Regions from separate parts of the Homo sapiens genome. Here regions 2 and 3 are each linked to region 1. A link is an interaction called in ENCODE POLR2A ChIA-PET data of the cell type or tissue named here. Cell type or tissue: GM12878. All regions are shown on one strand. Links, peaks and the distances in the headings refer to the core of each region. The heading gives the core; the rest is flanking DNA.

The links. ChIA-PET counts read pairs that join two places held together with the same protein. Peaks named below come from ENCODE experiments on the same cell type or tissue, not always from the same donor. Only the 100,000 strongest peaks of a DNase experiment are listed, where the experiment ranks them.
Region 2: POLR2A ChIA-PET joins it to region 1 with 5 read pairs; 5 of 35 experiments call an interaction of 5 or more read pairs at or near these places.
Region 3: POLR2A ChIA-PET joins it to region 1 with 7 read pairs; 5 of 35 experiments call an interaction of 5 or more read pairs at or near these places.

What each region holds. Positions count from the first base shown.
Region 1 is chr12:110,602,307-110,608,405 of GRCh38, reverse strand. No RefSeq gene overlaps it. Among named protein-coding and RNA genes, the nearest start is that of TCTN1, 8.8 kb to the left of the region's middle. In GM12878, for the core only: no CTCF peak of the experiment used is centred there; DNase peaks (open chromatin) are centred at 1,940 and 2,545; H3K4me3 peaks cover 942 bases; H3K27ac peaks cover 1,701 bases.
Region 2 is chr12:110,725,338-110,731,436 of GRCh38, reverse strand. It overlaps PPP1CC (protein phosphatase 1 catalytic subunit gamma), which reads left to right. Exons shown (of 7, transcript NM_002710.4): 3 at 678-908. Among named protein-coding and RNA genes, the nearest start is that of PPP1CC, 15 kb to the left of the region's middle. In GM12878, for the core only: no CTCF peak of the experiment used is centred there; a DNase peak (open chromatin) is centred at 3,486; H3K27ac peaks cover 1,846 bases.
Region 3 is chr12:110,773,566-110,779,664 of GRCh38, reverse strand. No RefSeq gene overlaps it. Among named protein-coding and RNA genes, the nearest start is that of PPP1CC, 34 kb to the right of the region's middle. RefSeq lists an enhancer at 2,868-3,207. In GM12878, for the core only: no CTCF peak of the experiment used is centred there; a DNase peak (open chromatin) is centred at 2,994; H3K4me3 peaks cover 870 bases; H3K27ac peaks cover 1,508 bases.

The DNA.
Region 1 (6,099 bases), core at 981-4,980:
TCAGCTCACTGCAACCTCTGGCTCCCGGGTTCAAGCAATTCTCCTGCCTCAGCCTCCCAAGTAGCTGGGATTACAGGCATGTGCCACCATGCCTAGCTAATTTTTTTTGTATTTTTAGTAGAGATGGGGTTTTACCATGTTGGTCAGGCTGGTCTTGAACTCCTGACCTCAAGTGATCCACCCGCCTTGGCCTCCCAAAGTGCTGGAATTACAGGCATGAGCCACCATGTCCAGCCTAGTTTTATGAGTTTTAACAAACACATACAGTCACATTAACCACAACCACAATAAAGATGTAGAACATGTGGGCAAAGTGGCTCACGTTTGTAATCCCAGCACTTTGAGAGACCAAGCCGGGAGAATCACTTGAGGCCAGGAGTTAATAGGCCAGCTTGGGCCATTGGCAAGACCCCATCTCTATGAAAGTAAAAAAATTAGCTGTTTTCCATAATGGCTGTACCATTTTATATTCCCAAACACAGTGCATAAGCATCCCAACTTCTCTAAATCTTTGTCAACACTTATGGTTTTCTGTTCTTTTGATAGTTATCATCCTAATGGGTATAAGTTGATATTTCATGGTTTTGATTTCCCTAATGATTAGTGATGTTGTGAATCTCTTTGTGTGCTTGTTGACCATTGGTATATGTTCTTTGCAGAAATGTCTATCAAGTCAGTTGCCCATTTTTTAATTGGGTTGTTCATTATCATTGTTCAGTTGTAGGAGTTCCCTATATATTCTGGAAATTATCCTCTTATCAGATAAGTGATTTACAGATATTTTCTCCTATTCCATTGGGTTGCCTTTCACTCTGTTGATTTTTACCTTTGATATCCACAAGTTTTTACTCTGATGTGGTTCCATTTGTCTATTTTTTCTTTTGTTGTCTGTGCTTTTGGTGTCTTATCCAAGAAATCATTGCCAAATCTAGTATCCTGAAGCTTTTCCCTTATGTTTTCTTCTAGGAGTTTTGAGGTCTTAACATTTTGAGTTCTTTAATCCATTTTGAGTTTATTTCTGTTATCTGGTATAAAGTAAGGATCCAGCTTCATTCTTCTGCACGTGATTTCCAGTTTTCCCAGCACCATTTGTTGAAGGGACTCTTCTTTCTCCATTGTGTAGTCTTGGCATGCTTGTTGAAACTCCTCTAGCCATATATGCAAAAATTTCTTTCAGTTCATTATTTTTTTATTTTTTACAATTTTTTGTAGAGACGGGGTTTCACTATGTTGCCCAGGTTGATCTCAAACTCCTGCCTCAAATGATCCTCCTGCCTCAGCCTCCCAAAGTGCTGGGATTAGAGGCATGAGCCACCGTGCTTGGCCCAGTCCATTCTTTTTTTTTTTTTTTTTTTTTTGAGATGGAGTTTCGCTCTTGTTGCCCAGGCTGAAGTGCAATGGCATGATCTTGGCTCAGCGCAACCTCCACCTCCTGGGTTCAAATGATTTTCCTGCCTCAGCCTCCCGAATAGCTGGGATTACAGGCATGTGCCACCATGCCCAGCTAATTTTGTATTTTTAGTAGAGACGAGGTTTCTCCATGTTGGTCAGGCTGGTCTTGAACTCCCAACCTCAGGTGATCCACCTGCCTTGGACTCCCAAAGTGCTGGGATTACAGGCATGAGCCACCACGTCCGGCCCCAGTCCATTCTTTTTATTGGTGGCAAGTATTACAAAAATGGCTCCTTTGCAATTTATCCATCCATTCATCAGTTGAAGGAATTTGGGTTTTTCTAGGTTTTGGTGGTTAAAAATAAAACATATGTTTCATTTCTCTTATATACATACCTAGGAGTGAGATTTCTGGGTTTTATGGTCAGTATGTGTTTAAATATATAAGAAACTGCCCAGTTTTTTCCAAAGTGACTGGCCCATTTGCCTTCCCAATAACAAGGTATGAGAGTCCCAGTTTCCCATGCTCACGGGCACTTAGGATGGCCACCTTTGTTTTCATTTTTGTTTTTAGTTATTCTGATAGGTGTATGGTGGCTTCTGCTTGCAGTTTCATTAACTGGCTTTTAAGAAATCCAATCACGGCCCAACGCGGCAGCTCACGCCTGTAATCCCAGCACTTTCGGAGGCCGAGGCAGGTGGATCAGGAGGTCAGGAGTTTGAGACCAGCCTGGCCAACATAGTGAAAACCCGTCTCTACTAAAAATACAAAAAAATTAGCCAGGCGTGGTGGTGGGCACCTGTAATCCTAGCTACTTGGGAGGCTGAGGCAAGGAGAATCACTTGAACTTGGGAGACGGAGGTTGCAGTGAGCTGAGATCGCACCACTTCACTCCAGCCTAATGACAGAGTGAGACTCCGTCTCAAAAAAAAAAAAAAAAGAAAGAAAGAAATCCAATCACCTGGTGACAGCACATCTACATTACATTTTAATCTTGGGGTGCTGAAAGTATTTGTCAAATGTGAAATGAAAAAATAAATTTGTTTTTTCTGTATATAAGGAGCTTCAAAAAATGAAAGTAAGCTGGCTTCCTGGTCCCACTGAGCGACCCTGCTCTCTCCTCCTCCACCGCTATTTCTGTTTCTGTGTTGTAAATATGTTTTCATTCTTTCCTCGGGACCTGCAGATAGTTCCTCTTTCACTTACTTTTTACTGGCTACTGGCAGCCTGTTAGTGAATTCTTCTTCTTCTTCCTCTTTTTTTTTTTTTTTTTTTTCTTGAGACAGAGTTTCACCCTTGTTGCCCAGTCTGGAGTGCAAAGGCGTGATCTTGGCTCACTGCAACCCCCGCCTCCCGGGTTCAAGCGATTCCCCTGCCTCAGCCTCCTGAGTAGCTGGGATCACAGGTACACACCACCTCTCCCGGCTAATTTTTTATTTTTAGTAGAGACGGGGTTTCACCATGTTGGTCAGGCTGGTCTCAAACTCCTGACCTCAGGTGATCCACCCGCCTTGGCCTCCCAAAGTGCTGGGATTACAGGCGTAAGCCACCACGCCCAGCCGTTTTTTGTTTGTTTGTTTTCTTTTTTTTTTTTTGAGATGGAGTCTTTCTCTGTTGCCCAGGCTGGAGTGCAGTGGCACCATCTCGGCTCACTGCTCACTGTAACCTCCACCTCCCAGGGTCAAGCGATTCTCCTGCCTCCGCCTCCCAAGTAGCTGGGATTACAGGCACATGCCACAGCGCCCAGCTAATTTTTGTATTTTCAGTAGAGACAGGGTTTCACAATGTTGGCCAGGCTGGCCTCAAACTCCTGACCTCAAGTGATCCACCCACCTCAGCCTCCCAAAGTGCTGGGATTACAGGCGTGAGCCACTGCCCCTGGTCAGAAATACGTATTCTTCAAGATAAAATCCATCATACTGATGCTTCCAATTAAGACTCCATCCCTCCACCCAAAAAAAAGAGAATAACAATACCAATAACAATACTAATAATACAGAATAATGATACCAATACTACCACACAACCATAGGATTATTTAAAATATGTTAAGAATGTTTTTAGCTGCACACTTTCTTTTTGAGACAGAGTCTCACTCTGTTGCCCAGGCTGGAGTGTAGTGGCATGATCTCAGCTCACTGTGACCTCCACCTCCCAGGTTCAAGAGATTCTCCTGCCTCATCCTCCCGAGTAACTGGGACTGCAGGCGCCTGCCACCACATCCAGCTAATTTTTGTATTTTTAGTAGAGGCGGGGTTTCTCCACATTGGTCAGGCTGGTCTTGAACTGCCGACCTCAGGTGATCCACCCACCTCGGCCTCCCAAAGTGCTGGGATTACAGGCGTGAACCACCGTGCCCAGCCTGCACACTTTCATTTAATCCCTCTGTTTTTAGGATGTTGCCTCGCCTCCAAGTGTTTTCTCTGATTGCTATCCCTGGACCCAGAACTTCTCTGGTTCAAGTTCTCCAGGGAATAAGCATCTCATCTTCTGCAGAGATTGGGGTTAGGGAGTGACAAGGAGGAGAATCAGGGGTCTAACGCTTCCCCCAGATGGTATTTATATTCAATCAATTATTGGTTTTCAGTCCCACCTCTCAGCACAGGGGCCTTCAACCAATTCCTGAGCCTTTCTGGGGTTTATCAGCTCTAAGTGCCTTGCTACTCATTGGCAACTCCTGCAAGAACTAGGGTTTCTCCTCCCAAGTAAACCACTCATCTACATTCTATCTTCTAAAAAGGATTTGAGATCTCTCATGAGCAGTCTTCTCCCACTCTTTGTGGGTTTATACCTCTTTGATTCCTTTGCTAGTATTTTAGGAGTGTTTCAGGAGAGAGCAGAGATAACTGCATGGGCTCAATCTGCCATGTTTCTATATGTTTTATGTAAATATTTTCCTATCAGGCATGGAGAGATAATATAGTGAAATGATTAGAAGCACAGATTCTATAATGGGGGAGGCTAGGCCTGTGTGATCCAGGGGATATATCTCTGTACCTTCTGCTCAATTTTGCTGTGAACCTAAAACTGCTTTTAAAAAGAAGATCTAGGCCAGGCACGGTAGCTCACACCTGTAATCCTGGAACTTTGGGAGGCCAAGACGGGCGGATGGCTTGAGGTCAGGAATTCAAAACCAGCCTGGCAAACATGGTGAAACCCCGTCACTACTAAAAATGCAAAAAAATTAGCTGGGCGTGGTGGTGTGCACCTGTAATCCCAGCTACTTGGGAGGCTAAGACAGGAGAATTGCCTGAACCTAGGAGGTGGAGGTTGCAGTGAGCCGAAATCGCACCACTGCACTCCAGCTTGGGCCACAAAGTGTGATTCTGTCTCAAAAAAAAAAAAAAAAAAAAAGGTCTACTGGGCCGGGCGTAGTGACTCACGCCTGTAATCCCAGCATTTTGGGACGCTAAGGCGAGCAGATCACTTGAGGTCAGGAGTTCCGGACCAGCCTGGCCAACATGGTGAAACCCTTTCTCTACTGAAAAATGTTTAAAAAATACAAAAATTACTGGGGCCTGGTGGCGGGCGCCTGTAGTCACAGCTACTTGGGAGGCTGAGGCACGAGAATCCCTTGAACCCGGGAGGCAGAGGTTGCAGTGAGCTGAGATTGCCTCTGCACTCCAGCCTGGGTGACAGAGTGAGACTCTGTCTTAAAAAAAAAAAAAAAAAGAAAGAAGGAAGGAAAGAAAAGAAAAGAGAAAACGAGCACACTTTCTGAAGCCACAGTGTTTGGGTTCAAATCCCTAGTTCTGCCACTTGCTAGCACTATAACTTTGGGCATGCTTTCTGTGTTCAGATTCTTCGTCTATAAAACAGGGAAATAGTGGTACTTAGGTACCAGTTTTGTGCATACAGCATGGTGTATACAGTATGCAGCATGGCTAACTAAGCCCTCAAAAAGCTTTAAAATGCAGCCTGGACAATATAGCAAGACTCTTTCTCCACAAAAAAACAAAAACAAATTAGCCAGATGTGTTGCCACACACCAGTCCTAGCTACTCGGGAGGCTGAAATGGGAGGATCGCTTGAGCCCTGGAGTTGGAAGCTGCAGTGAGCTATGATCATGCTACTGCACTTCAGCCTGGGTGACAGAGCAAAACCCTGTCTCCATTTAAAAGACAACAAAAGCTGTCCAGGCTTGGTGGCTCACGCCTGTAATCCCAGCACTTTGGGAGGCCGAGGCAGGCGGATCATGAAGTCAGGAGATCGAGACTATCCTGGCTAACACGGTGAAACCCTGTCTCTACTAAAAATACAATAAATTAGCCGGGCGTGGTGGTACACACCTGTAGTCCCAGCTACTCAGGAGGCTGAGGCAAGAGAATTGCTTGAACCCGGGAGGCGGAGGTTGCAGTGAGCCGAGATCACGCCACTTCACTCCAGCCTGGGTGACAGAGCAAGACTCCGTCTTAAAAAATAAATAAATAAATAAAAGCTTAAAAATGTTATTTGAGAAAGGGTGCAGGATTCAGGTTTCCTTAATTGGAAAAGACAAGATGATGTTAATTCTCCAGAAAGCGAAAGGAGAAAATATATGTTAATCTTGCCTCAAAATCGATTGTATGGTCCTCAGGATTTAGCAATTCTGAATAATGCCATTTCACCTATTCCCTGCAGATGGCAGCCTTTGTCACCAAAACTTGGTTCCTCTCACAGGGTTGACCCGGAGCAGAGGACAAAATGCTATTCTTTCATTGGCTCTA
Region 2 (6,099 bases), core at 1,463-5,462, 120 kb before region 1:
CTAAAAATAGAACTTCCTTGATACTGATTTTGTGGTTCTGTTTTCTGCATAATAGAAGCAAATAATCTGTGTTTTAACTCAATGTAAAACCAAACTTTATTCGTTTGAGTAATATATTCTTATAGCATATTTGCATTGATAAAACTTTGTGTTCATGTTTTTAAAAGTAAAATGTTCTTTGGCATTATCTAGCAGGGAGAAATTGAAAGCTAAATGCATTGATGGGTGGGGGGTGGGGGTGGTGTGTATGTGTGTATGTGCTTTTGTTCAGATGGGGCCAAGACTCACTAGAAGTGCAGCAGTTCTGCTGACACAGTACCCAGAGACTGAGCTGTCAGAGATCTGATATTGATCAGTCAGCCTGAAAGGGATACCATGTTACTTGGCAAGAATGCATGCTTGGACATAATAACCCTTTCCACAGAATAAATTCTTAATAGTTGAATTTTATGTGAGGTTCTGGACATACACATATACTTAAAATTTTTGTTAAGCTCAGTTGAACTAAATATGATATAAGATTGGAAATTACTTAGTGTTGGCTGCCCAGTTAAACTCTCATTACTAGAGGTCAATGCCATTGTACAATGAATATTTAAAGAATGTCTTTCCAAAGCTTTGTTAGTGGATTGAGCTTTAAGTATGGGAACACTGTGTAACAAAATTCTTGCTTCCAGGTGACATCCATGGACAATACTATGATTTGCTGCGACTTTTTGAGTACGGTGGTTTCCCACCAGAAAGCAACTACCTGTTTCTTGGGGACTATGTGGACAGGGGAAAGCAGTCATTGGAGACGATCTGCCTCTTACTGGCCTACAAAATAAAATATCCTGAGAATTTTTTTCTTCTCAGAGGGAACCATGAATGTGCCAGCATCAACAGAATTTATGGATTTTATGATGAATGTAAGTACTTTTCTATATCTAAGGAAGAGTTATTGAAATTAAGATATTTATCATAAACAATTATCACATACTTCTGTTAGGAATTGTGAGAGTTTAGATGCAGTGGTATCATCTCTCATGTTTTCTATTTCATCAACTTGTTTTTAGCTTAGCTTTTTTAGGGGGGTGGGGGAACGGAGTCTCACTCTGTTGCCCAGGCTGGAGTGCAGTAGCACCATCTTACCTCATTGCAACCTCTGCCTCCCAGGCTCAAGCAATCCTCCTGCCTCAGCCTCCCAGGTAGCTAGGACTGCAGACATGCATCACCACGCTTGGCTAATTTGTGTATTTTTTTGAAGAGATGGGGTTTCACCTTGTTGCCCAAGCTGATCTGAAACTCCTGGCTCAAGGAATCTGCCCGCCTAGGCCACTCAAAGTACTGGGATTACTGGCGTGAGCCATGATGCCCAGCCAGTTTTTTCTCTCTTGGGTAGAAAAATAACACTGCCGCTGTAATAAAATAAGGTCTTGGATTCTTTTATGATGTGATGATCAGATTAGGAAGTAATGATCATGGTAATGGTTGCTTTAAGATTTAAATTGTTGTATTCACAGATAACTTAATTCTTAGTAGAAATCTGAGAACCATTCCAAATAGTTTTTTTAAGCAACTTTATTATGTAATTTCATTCCATAAAATTATTCTGTTAAAAGTGTACAATTCAGCGATTTGTAGTAAATTTATAGAGTTATGCGACCATCACCATAGTCCCCAGGCAACCACTAATCTACTTTTTGTCTTTTCTAGAGAATATTGCATGCAAATGGAATCTTGCAATACGTAAATAATTAGTTTTTGAAATTATTATAGTTTTTCTCCTTCTGGCATATCCACACCCAGGAAGAATGGCAATAACTTTCCTAAAACTAAAATGTGCTGAACAAAGATTATTTTTACAGTATTTTACACATTTTGTGACCCATTTTGGATTGTTTAATTAAAGGTATACTTCGATTTGACTATTGACAAAACACAGTTCTTAAAGCTTTGAAAATAGGCTGGGCACAGTGGCTCACGCCTGTAATCCCAGCACTTTGGGAGGCCACAGCGGGTGGATCACAAGGTCAAGAGATCAAGACCGTCCTGGCCAACATGAGGAAACCTCATCTCTACTAAAAATACAAAAATTAGCCAGGCGTGGTGGCAGATGCCTGTAGTCCCAGCTACTCAGGAGGCTCAGGCAGGAGAATCACTTGAACCCAGGAGTCGGAGGTTGCAGTGAGCCAAAATCACACCACAGTAGTCCAGCCTGGGTGGCAGAGTGAGACTCCGTCTCAAAAAAAAAAAAAAAAAAAAGCTTTGAAAATATCAGTTCAGTAAAGGGTTTCAAGTCAGAAAAGGTTTTGAATCTTTACCTTCACCTTCCTTTTGTGCTCATCATTGCTGCCAGGACGGGTTTCAGGTTTGGAGTGAAGAGGTGGTTAAGGAACTTCAGGTACTTGGCATTTGCTAATATGATTATAGGGATATCAGCAAAGGGTTGTCCCTGTGGCCCTCCCCTAGACCACATCGTAACCTAGAGTCTCCAGATGCAGTGTTTTTCCATCTCAATTCACATAGATATGTTGAGCTAGCACATTTGTTAGAAGTGCATCCTAGAAAGATTATATTCACAAACTGAGCCCTTCTACTACCACCCTTTCCCACAACTGGATGTTTGCTTGGTCTGTGACCTTGAGATCCAGCTGATAAGATGGGGTGGCAGGAATCATCAGGGACAAAAATTCTATGGGTTCTGGACTGACTGATAGCATTGAACTTGTACATGAAAGGTATTCAATATTAACAGTGATTCTGTGTCAGAGAAGTACCAGTAAGCCAGTTACTACTCCTTAGGTAGTGAAATGCAAGGCAGGTGTGATGGGTTTTTTTTGTTTGTTTTTGAGACAGAGCCTTAGGCTGGAGTGCAGAGGTGGGATCATAGCTTACTACCACCTGTAATTTCTGGGTTTAAGCAATCCTTTCACCTCAGCCTCCCTAAGTGCTGGGATTACAGTCATGAGCCACCACACCCAGCCAACACTGTGTTTTGGATACTTATTCCAAGTGTTACTCTTGAGTTTTTTGTTTTTTGTTTTTTTTTTTTTTTTTGAGACGGAGTCTCGCTCTGTCGCCCAGGCTGGAGTGCAGGGCGCGATCTCGCCTCACTGCAAGCTCCGCCTCCTGGGTTCACGCCATTCTCCTGCCTCAGCCTCCCGAGTAGCTGGGACTACAGGCGCCCGCCACTACGCCCGGCTAATTTTTTGTATTTTTAGTAGAGGCGGGGTTTCACTGTGTTAGCCAGGATGGTCTCGATCTCCTGACCTCATGATCCGCCCGCCTCTGCTTCCCAAAGTGCTGGGATTACAGGCGTGAGCCACCGTGCCTGGCCTGCTCTTGAGTTAAAGGATTCCTTTTACATAGCTGTTAGCCCAGCAAATACTTTTCATGTTTGCACTGATGAATTCAAATCCAGTTGACCTCATTTTTGTGACGTGTATCCTAATGTAATGATACTGGCTGCATCAGTTTCGGTTTCTACTTAATGCAGAGGCCTTTAAAAAATGACTTAGAAGATCAGTGTTGGTTGGTATCAGTTTCGACTCCTGTTTGGTCATCAACACAATTTGTAGATCTTATGCTCAAGCTTCCTCTCTCTCATCAGGCAGATATAATTTGCCATCCAGTCTACTTGTGGGCATGAAAGTGCCCTTGACATAGGTGGCTTTTGGTTGAAGGCTTGCAGACATTTAATATATATATAAAATACTTAACTAATTTTATTAAAATGAAAAGTTGTATTCAAATGTTGATTTTCATGGGACAATTTAAAAACCACTGCCTGTTTTCCAGGTACATAAGTACTTTATACTACCATTTCTTTTTTTTTTTTTTTTAACTTTGTAAATGTGATGGAAAGGCTGAGGTATATGTTGTTGGGTAAAACATGAGTGTTTGTTGATCTGTTTCTGCTGCCGTAGCTGTCTGATGTACAGTAATGCGAAACCGCATTACAGGTTATGGCTCAGAATCTTAGGATTTGGAAGCTAGGCGATTACCCTGGCTAAACCTTTCAGGAGCCAGATGTTCCTAGTGGTCTGAGGTAGCCTTAGGGAGGAAATGAAGAGAGAATAGAAAGAGGCAGGCCCACGCTTAAAGTGCTGAGAGGGAAAAGGAGGAAACAAACTGATTTTTGATGGAGAAGCCAGCAGGAATCAGCAGGAGAAGCTGGAGTATGTGGCATAACTAAAGAATCAAAGCCGGGGCGTGGTAGCTCACGCCTGTAATCCCAGCACTTTGGGAGGCCAAGGTGGGTGGATCACTTGAGGTCAGGAGTTCAACCTGATCACAAGAGGTCAGGAGGTCTGACCAACATGGGGAAAACCCATCTCTATTAAAAATACAAAAATTAGCTGTGGTGGTGCACACCTGTAGTCGCGGACACTCAGGAGATTGAGGCAGGAAAATCACTGGAACCTGGGAGACCATGGTTGCAGTGAGCCAAGATTGCGTCGCTTCATTCCCCCTAGGTGATGCAGTGAGACCCCACCTCAAAAAAAGTATCCAGAAGTGAAGCTGACCTTGGGGAAAGAGGAAGTCACTGTCACTGGGGAGCTAAGACAGCAGCTCTGTTTTTATAATACAGGTTAAGTATTCCTTACCGGGAATGCTTGGCACTAGAAGTGTTGCAGGTTTTTTGTTTTTGTTTTTAATTTTGGAATATTTGTGTTATAATTACTGGTTAAACATCCCTAATCCAAAAATCTGAAATCCAGAATGCTCCAGTGAGCATTTCCTTTGAGCATCATGTGAGTGCTCAAAAAGTTCCAAATTTTGGAGCATCTTGGATTAAGGATACTCATCCTGTGGTGGTAGTAGTAGTAGTATTGCTGTTGGAAATGGGAGTTGGTGGTTTTTGGAGATTGCCCTTCAGCCTTTCGTAAGAAGGAGTTTGCTTTTTTTTGAGACGGAGTTTCACTCTTGTTGCCCATGCTGGAGTGCAATGGTGCGATCTTGGCTTACTGCAACCTCTGCCTCCCAGGTTCAAGCAATTTTCCTTCCTCAGCCTGGCGGGAGAAGTTTGTTAAACTTTCCGAACCCCCTAGTGAAGGACCTCTAAAGAAATATGCAACAGGGTGAACCATAGTCAGTGTTAGACCCAGTCATTGAGAAACCAGAAATTATTAGGAGAAAAGATAACACTCCTCTGCAGAGAGAAGGCAAACATTTGTTGAATTTACATTTCATTTCAAGCCCTGTGGTAAACTCCCTAAGCTGCTTGATTTGCATTACAGGGTGGGAGGTGTGGTTCAGGTCAGTTGCTTGGGCTGGCTCTAACTCTCAAAGGAGAGGTATAGGTTTAAACCTTTAGATGTCCCTGTATTCCCCAGGAAAAGAGACTAAGGACAAACTCTTGGTTTGTTTTGTTTGTTTTGTTTTGTTTTTTGAGACGGAGTTTCGCTCTTGTTGCCCAAGCCGGAGTGCAATGGCACAATCAAGGCTCACCGCAACCTCCGCCTCCCAGGTTCAAGTGACTCTTCTGCCTTAGCCTCCCAAGTAGCTGGGATTACAGGCATGCGCCACCACGCCCAGCTAATTTTTATATTTTTAGTAGAGACGGGATTTCTTCATGTTGGTCAGGCTGGTCTCAAACTCCCAACCTCAGATGGTCTGCCCGCCTCGGCCTCCCAAAGTGCTGGGATTACAGGTGTGAGCCACCGCGCCTGGCCAAACTCCTGGTTTTTAAAGATTGTGCTTAGTATAGTAAGTACAGGAAACAAAGGCATCTGGACAATTGGACAATCCTCAACCAATCCAGAGAAATTTGTTCTTGCAAGGTATGTGACTAGGTTTTAAACTCAGAACATCAGTTTCCTGTAGAAACAGTGCATAGAGGCATATTTCTGTCAGAACTGCACTCTGACTCCAGAATGTGTGGATGCCTGTGCTGTTGAGGGAACATGACCATCCTGTGACATCAGGCCTGTGGGAGCATGTGGAGTCTGTGCAGTGTTGGAAACAAATGCCCTGTAGTGCCTGTGAGAGGCAGCCACTGCCGTGTGATCATTGTGCCTCCTGCTAGAGTACTGAGGGCTGGGGATCCTCTGGTGTCAGTAGGTTATTGAGGGGCATATATGGGGGATGGGTGCTAACTCTCAGGTTTCCTCAGAA
Region 3 (6,099 bases), core at 875-4,874, 170 kb before region 1:
TGCCTCGGCCTCCCAAAGTGCTGGGATTACAGGTGTGAGCCACCGTGCCCAGCTGTCTCTGACTTTCTTTGTCTCCATCTCTGTATGTGGATCCCTCATTCTCAATCTTTGTCTATTTCTCTCTTACGCTGTATGTTGTATATGACCGACTTTCTCTATGTGACTCTATATCATCTAGCTTTCTTTTTCTGTCTGTCTCTCTCTCTGTGAAGTTTATCTTTCTGTCTCTGTGTTTCCCTATCCCTCCATGTCAGTTTCTCTTGATTTTCCTCTCCCTTTCTCCATTTCTCTCTGTCTCTCTCTCTCTCTGCTCTTTTCCCTCCCCTGACCCCTTGCCTCCAATCCACCCCCATTTCTCTTTTTTCCCTCCCTTTTCCCCTCCTCTAGAGTCTCAAGATTGGGGCCAGGCAGCAAGACAGTGAATATAAAGTGAAAAGTCACCTGGAGATTTCCAGGCCACCAGATGTGCAACGTATTCAGACAGAACAGCTGGATCATTTAACAGCTTCCTTGTTTTCCCCCAGAACATCCGCTGCGGGGGTGTCTCACACAGCATATCTACATGAAGACACGCAGGTGTGTGCCCCCGTGTGTTGCCTCATGAGACCCTGTGCAAAAGTCACCATTGTCTGAAAGCCCCACTTGTATCCTTTAATGTAATCTGATTCAAATTTCTTCCCCTGCAACTTCCCTCTTTTCCTCTTCTTACATAACATAGCTAAAAAACCTGGTGCTGTTTAATCATCTCAGATACCTTCCACTGGCTTCCTGTGATCTTCAAGTGATCTTGTGAGTGAGGTGTTTGGAAAGATGAGACAAAATGAGGAAGAAAGTCTAAAGAAAGCCCTGGAGAGAGCTGGAAAGAAAACCCTCAAATTCAGCGCCAATCATGGTGGCTCACACCTGTAATCCCAGCACTTTGGGAGGCCAAGGTGGGTGGATTGCTTGAGACCAGGAGTTCGAGACCAGCCTGACCAACATGATGAAATCCCTTCTCTACTAAAAATACAAAAATTATCCTGGCATGGTGGTGGGCACCTGTAATCCCAACTACTCAGGAGGCTGAGGTGGGAGAATTGCTTGAACCCAGGAGGTGGAGGTTACAGTAAGCCGAGATCACACCACTACACTCAAGCCTGGGCGATGCAGCAAGACCCTGTCTCAAAAAAACAAAAACAAAAGCAAATACAAAACTCAAATTCAGGGCACTGCATTGTTCTTGGCCCCATTATACAGATGAAAGAACTCTAGGGTCCAAAAGCTCAAAAGAACCTGTACTCCAACCCCAAACTCCTAGCTCTTATCATGCAACTCAACTGCCAGCATCACAGACAAAGCAAAGCTGGAAAAGACCTCACACATGGGGCTGCATGGTGCAGAGAGCATTGCCTCAGCCTCTCATGTCGGCTAGACAACACTGAGTTCAAATCCCTTTCCTGGGACTTAGAAGCTGCCGACTTGGGCAAGCCGTGTCAGCTCTCTGAGCCTCGGTTTCCTTATCTATAGAATGGTAATAATAACAGTATCTCGACCAGGCGTGGTGGCTCACACCTGTAATCCTAGCACTTTGGGAGGCTGAAGCAGGGGATCACCTGAGGTCAGGAGTTCGAGACCAGCATGACCAACATGGTGAAACCCCGTCTCTACTAAAAATACAAAAATTAGCTGGGTGTGGTGGCGGGCACCTGTAATCCCAGCTACTCGGCAGTCTGAGGCAGGAGAATCACTTGAAGCCGGGAGGCAGAGGTTGTAGTGAGCCGAGATCGTGCCATTGCACTCCAGCCTGGGCGACAGAACGAGACTCCGTCTCAAGATAGTAATAATAACAACAACAACAACAGTATCTCTCTCTCAGAGGGGTGTTGTGAAGATCTGATGAAACGAGACATGTAGAGTTCCGAAATGATAGTAAGGACTAGAAAATGTATGTTGTTGTTAGAATTAGTACAAAACTGAGGCCCAAGTTTACACAAATTAGGTAATGGCAGATCCAGGCTTAGCAGCTGGTCTTGCAGCTCTCACTCCAGCATATTATTTCCTTTTTTTTTCTTCTTGAGATGGAGTCTCGCTCTGTCGCCCAGGCTAGAATGCAGTGGCGTGATCTCAGCTCACTGCAACCTCCGCCTCCCAGGTTCAAGCGATTCTCCTGCCTCAGCCTCCTGAGTAGCTACGACTAGAGGGGTGCGCCACCGCGCCTGGCAAATTTTTTCTATATTTAGTAGAGATAGGGTTTCATCATGTTGGCCAGGCTGGTCTCAAACTCTTGACCTCAAGTGATCTGCCCGCCTCGACCTCCCAAAGTGCTGGGATTACAGACGTGAGCCACCGCAGCTCTTGTATTTTCACCAAGAGAGTTTCTTGCTACTTACTCTTCCACCAAAAACAGTGATAATACTAATTATTTTAGTTATTACAGCTGAGACTCTGTGTTCCAGATCCCATCTTAACACCTTACACCTGCTCATCAAATCATTGTGACAACCTTGTAACATAGGTCCCATCATTATCCTTAGTTTATAGATGAGGAAACTGAGGCCCAGAAAGCAAGAGAACCTTGCCCAAGGTCACACAGCTAGTAGACAGCAGGGCTAGGATGCAAAGGCAGGCAGCCGGCCCCAGAGTCCACCTTGTAATCTCTGCACTCACTGCTTTCCATTAAACTTCTTGGGGATTTACCGCAAATCATGGTTACTTTTCTTTACTATTATCTCTATATATATATCAATTGACTTTCACTTACACAAGTAATATGTGAATGAATACATTCTAAAAAACAAAAACAAAATTAGGGCATGACTGACAAAACTAAACTCTGCTTGGACATTACTCTTATTTTCCACTGTGAGTAGTTTGGTAAGAATCCTCTCAGCCTTTTGCCTACACGTTTACATATGTACTTTACTGCCACTTTGCATACTCTTCCCACTGGGCCTCTAGAAAACAGTAGCTGAGACGGCAAACTTGAGACTGAAGAAAGGTTGTGGGGGCTGGAGATGGTATCACTTTCTGTTTTCTGTAGATCAGTTACCTATAAATATTCTGAAAGCTTCCCGGCAGGTGACTCAGCCAATGGGCCAGAGAGTTGGATGCATAATTAGGTTTCCTTGGCTATCTGCAGAGACAAAACCAGAGAAGGTGGGCTGTCTCTATCCAATATGGCTGCCACTCACCAAATGGGGTTTTGGGCCCTTGAAATGTGGCTTGTCCGAACTGAGATGGGATATAAGTGCAAAATACCAGATTTTGTAGCCTTATACAAAAAAAAAAAAAGAGGATAACATAGCTCATGCTTTTTTAAAAAAAACCTTTCCTATGGTGCTAAATTAATTTCTTTTCTTTCTTTCTTTCTTTCATTCATTTTCTTTCCTTCCTTCTTTCTTTTTTTTCTTATTTCTATGAGTCAGGGTTTCACTCTGTCACCCAAGCTGTAATGGCCTCACAAGTAGCTGGGACTTGTGTATGTGTAATCACTTCTAGCTAATTTTCTTTACTTCCTTCCTTCCTTTCTTTCTTTCTTTCTTTCTTTTCTTTCTTTCGAAACAGGGTTTCACTATGTTGCCCAGACTGGTCTCAAATTCCTGGCTTCAAGCAATCCTCTCACTTTGGCCTCCCAAAGTGCTAGGATTACAGGCATGAGCCACTGCACCTAGCCTTGAAATACTTTCTTTTTTTTCTCTCTCTCTTTTTTTTTTTGAGATGGACTGTCTTGTCACCCAGGCTGGAGTACAATGGCATGATCTTGGCTCACTATAACCTCCACCTCCCAGATTCAAGCTATTCTACTGCCTCAGCCTCTCAAGTAGTTGGGATTACAGGTGCCTACCACCGTGCCCGGCTAATTTTTGTATTTTTAGTAGAGACGGGGTTTCACCATGTTGGCCAGGCTGGTCTTGAACTCCTGACCTCAGGTGATCCACCCGACTCGGCCTCCCAAAGTGCCAGGATTACAGGCATGAGCCACTGTGCCCGACCAGAATGCTTTCTTTATATTGATTACGTGTTAAAATGGTCATTTTTAAAATATATCAGGTTAAATTAAATATATCATTTAAATTAACTTCAGCTTTTTTAATGAGGCTACTGGAAAAATTAAAAGTCCATATGTGGTTTGAATTCTTTTTTTTTTTTTTTAAACACACTCTGTTGCCCAGGCTGGAGTGCAGTGGCGAGATCTTGGCTCCCTGCAACCTCTGCCTCCCAGATTCAAGCGATTCTCCCGCCTCAACCTCCCAAGTAGCTGGGACTACAGGCGCCCACCATCACACCTGGCTAATTTTTGTATTTTTAGTTGAGAGGGGGTTTCACCATGTTAGCCAGGCTGGTCTCGAACTCCCGGCCTCAAGGGATCCATCCGCCTTGGCCTCCCACAGTGCTGGGATTACAGGCGTGAGCCACCGTGCCCGGCCTTGAATTCTATTTCTAATGGATAGCGCTGTTCTAAACAGTTGCTTGAGGAGACACTATTTTAAAAAATTATCTGAGAATGGTAATGATAGTTCGATTGTATCAGGTGCTCTAAGATGAGGTTGCAGGCTAAACACTTCCCATTGCTTATCTCTTCCATTCCTTCACAACAGTTGCATGAGCTAAGCACTATTCTTACCTCCATTTTGCAGAGGAGGAAACTGAAGCTCAGAGAAGTGAAGTCATTTGCCCAAGGTCACACAGCCAGGAAGCAGCCAAGCAGCAATCTGAACACATCCCTCAAGGGATTAACCCTGTGGATGACAGGACAAGAAAACCATTCACAGGGACCCGCCTCAGAGATGAGTATAGTCAGAAGAAAGTCCTGGAAAAGCCAGGTTCCAATGGGATAATACAAGCCCATCTCATTCACAGCCCTTTTTTTTTTTTTTTTTTTCTTTTTGAGACGGAGTTTTGGGTCTTGGTCTGTCACCCAGGCTGGAGTGCAGTCGCATGATCTCGGCTCACCGCAACCTCCACCTCCCCGGTTCAAGTGATTCTCCTGCCTCAGCCTCCTGAGTAGCTGGGATTACAGGTGTGCACCACCACACCTGGCTTTTTTTTTTTTTTTTTTTTGAGACAGAGTCTCACTCTATCGCCCAGGCTAGAGTGCAGTGGCTCGATCTTGGCTCACTGCAACCTCTGCTGCCCAGGTTCAAGTGATTCTCCTGCCTCAGCCTCCTGAGTAGCTGGGATTACAGGTGCCTGCCATCACGCCTGGCTAATTTTGTATTTTTAGTACAGACGGGTTTTCACCATGTTGGCCAGGCTGGTCTTGAACTCCTGACCTCGTGATCCGCTCGTCTCGTCCTCCCAAAGTGCTGGGATTACAGGTGTGAGCCACCGTGCCCAGCTTAATTTTTGTATTTTTAGTAGAGATGGGGTTTCACCATGTTGGCCAGGCTGGTCTTGAACTCCTGACCTCATGTGATCTGCCCACCTCAGCTTCCCAAAGTGCTAGGATTACAGGCATGAGCCACTGTGCCCGTCCTCATCCACAGCCTTTTGGGGGTGGGGGTGTTGTTTTGTTAGTTTGGGGGCCAGAGGAGAAACCAATCAGACAATTCGATACCTGCTTCTCTGCCCTACCCATTGCAAGGCCCAGCCCCTGCTCTGAATTAATATGGAGTTTACATTTGAAGAGTAAGTGTTAGTTTCTTTTTTTTTTTTTTTTTTTTTTTGAGACAGAGTCTTGCTCTGTCGCCCAGGCTGGAGTGCAGTGGGGCATTCTCGGCTCACTACAAGCTCTTCCTCCTGGGTTCACGCCATTCTCCTGCCTCAGCCTCCCGAGTAGCTGGGACTACAGGCACCCACCACCACACCCAGCTAATTTTTTGTATTTTTTAGTAGAGATGGGGTTTCACCATGTTGGCCAGGCTGGTCTTGAACTCCTGACCTCAGGTGATCTGCCTGCCTTGGCCTCCCAAAGTGCTGCGATTACAGGCATGAGCCACTGTGCCTGGCCAAGCTAATGCATTATAATTAGTGTATAAGGAGCAGTCAGTATGACCAGAAGTCACTTTGATTGTCATCTTAGTTTTGGCAGGTTTTGGCTGGCTTCTTTACTGCATCCTGTTTTATCAGTGGGGTTTTTATGACCTGTAAAAATACAAAAATTAGCCAGGTATGGTGGCA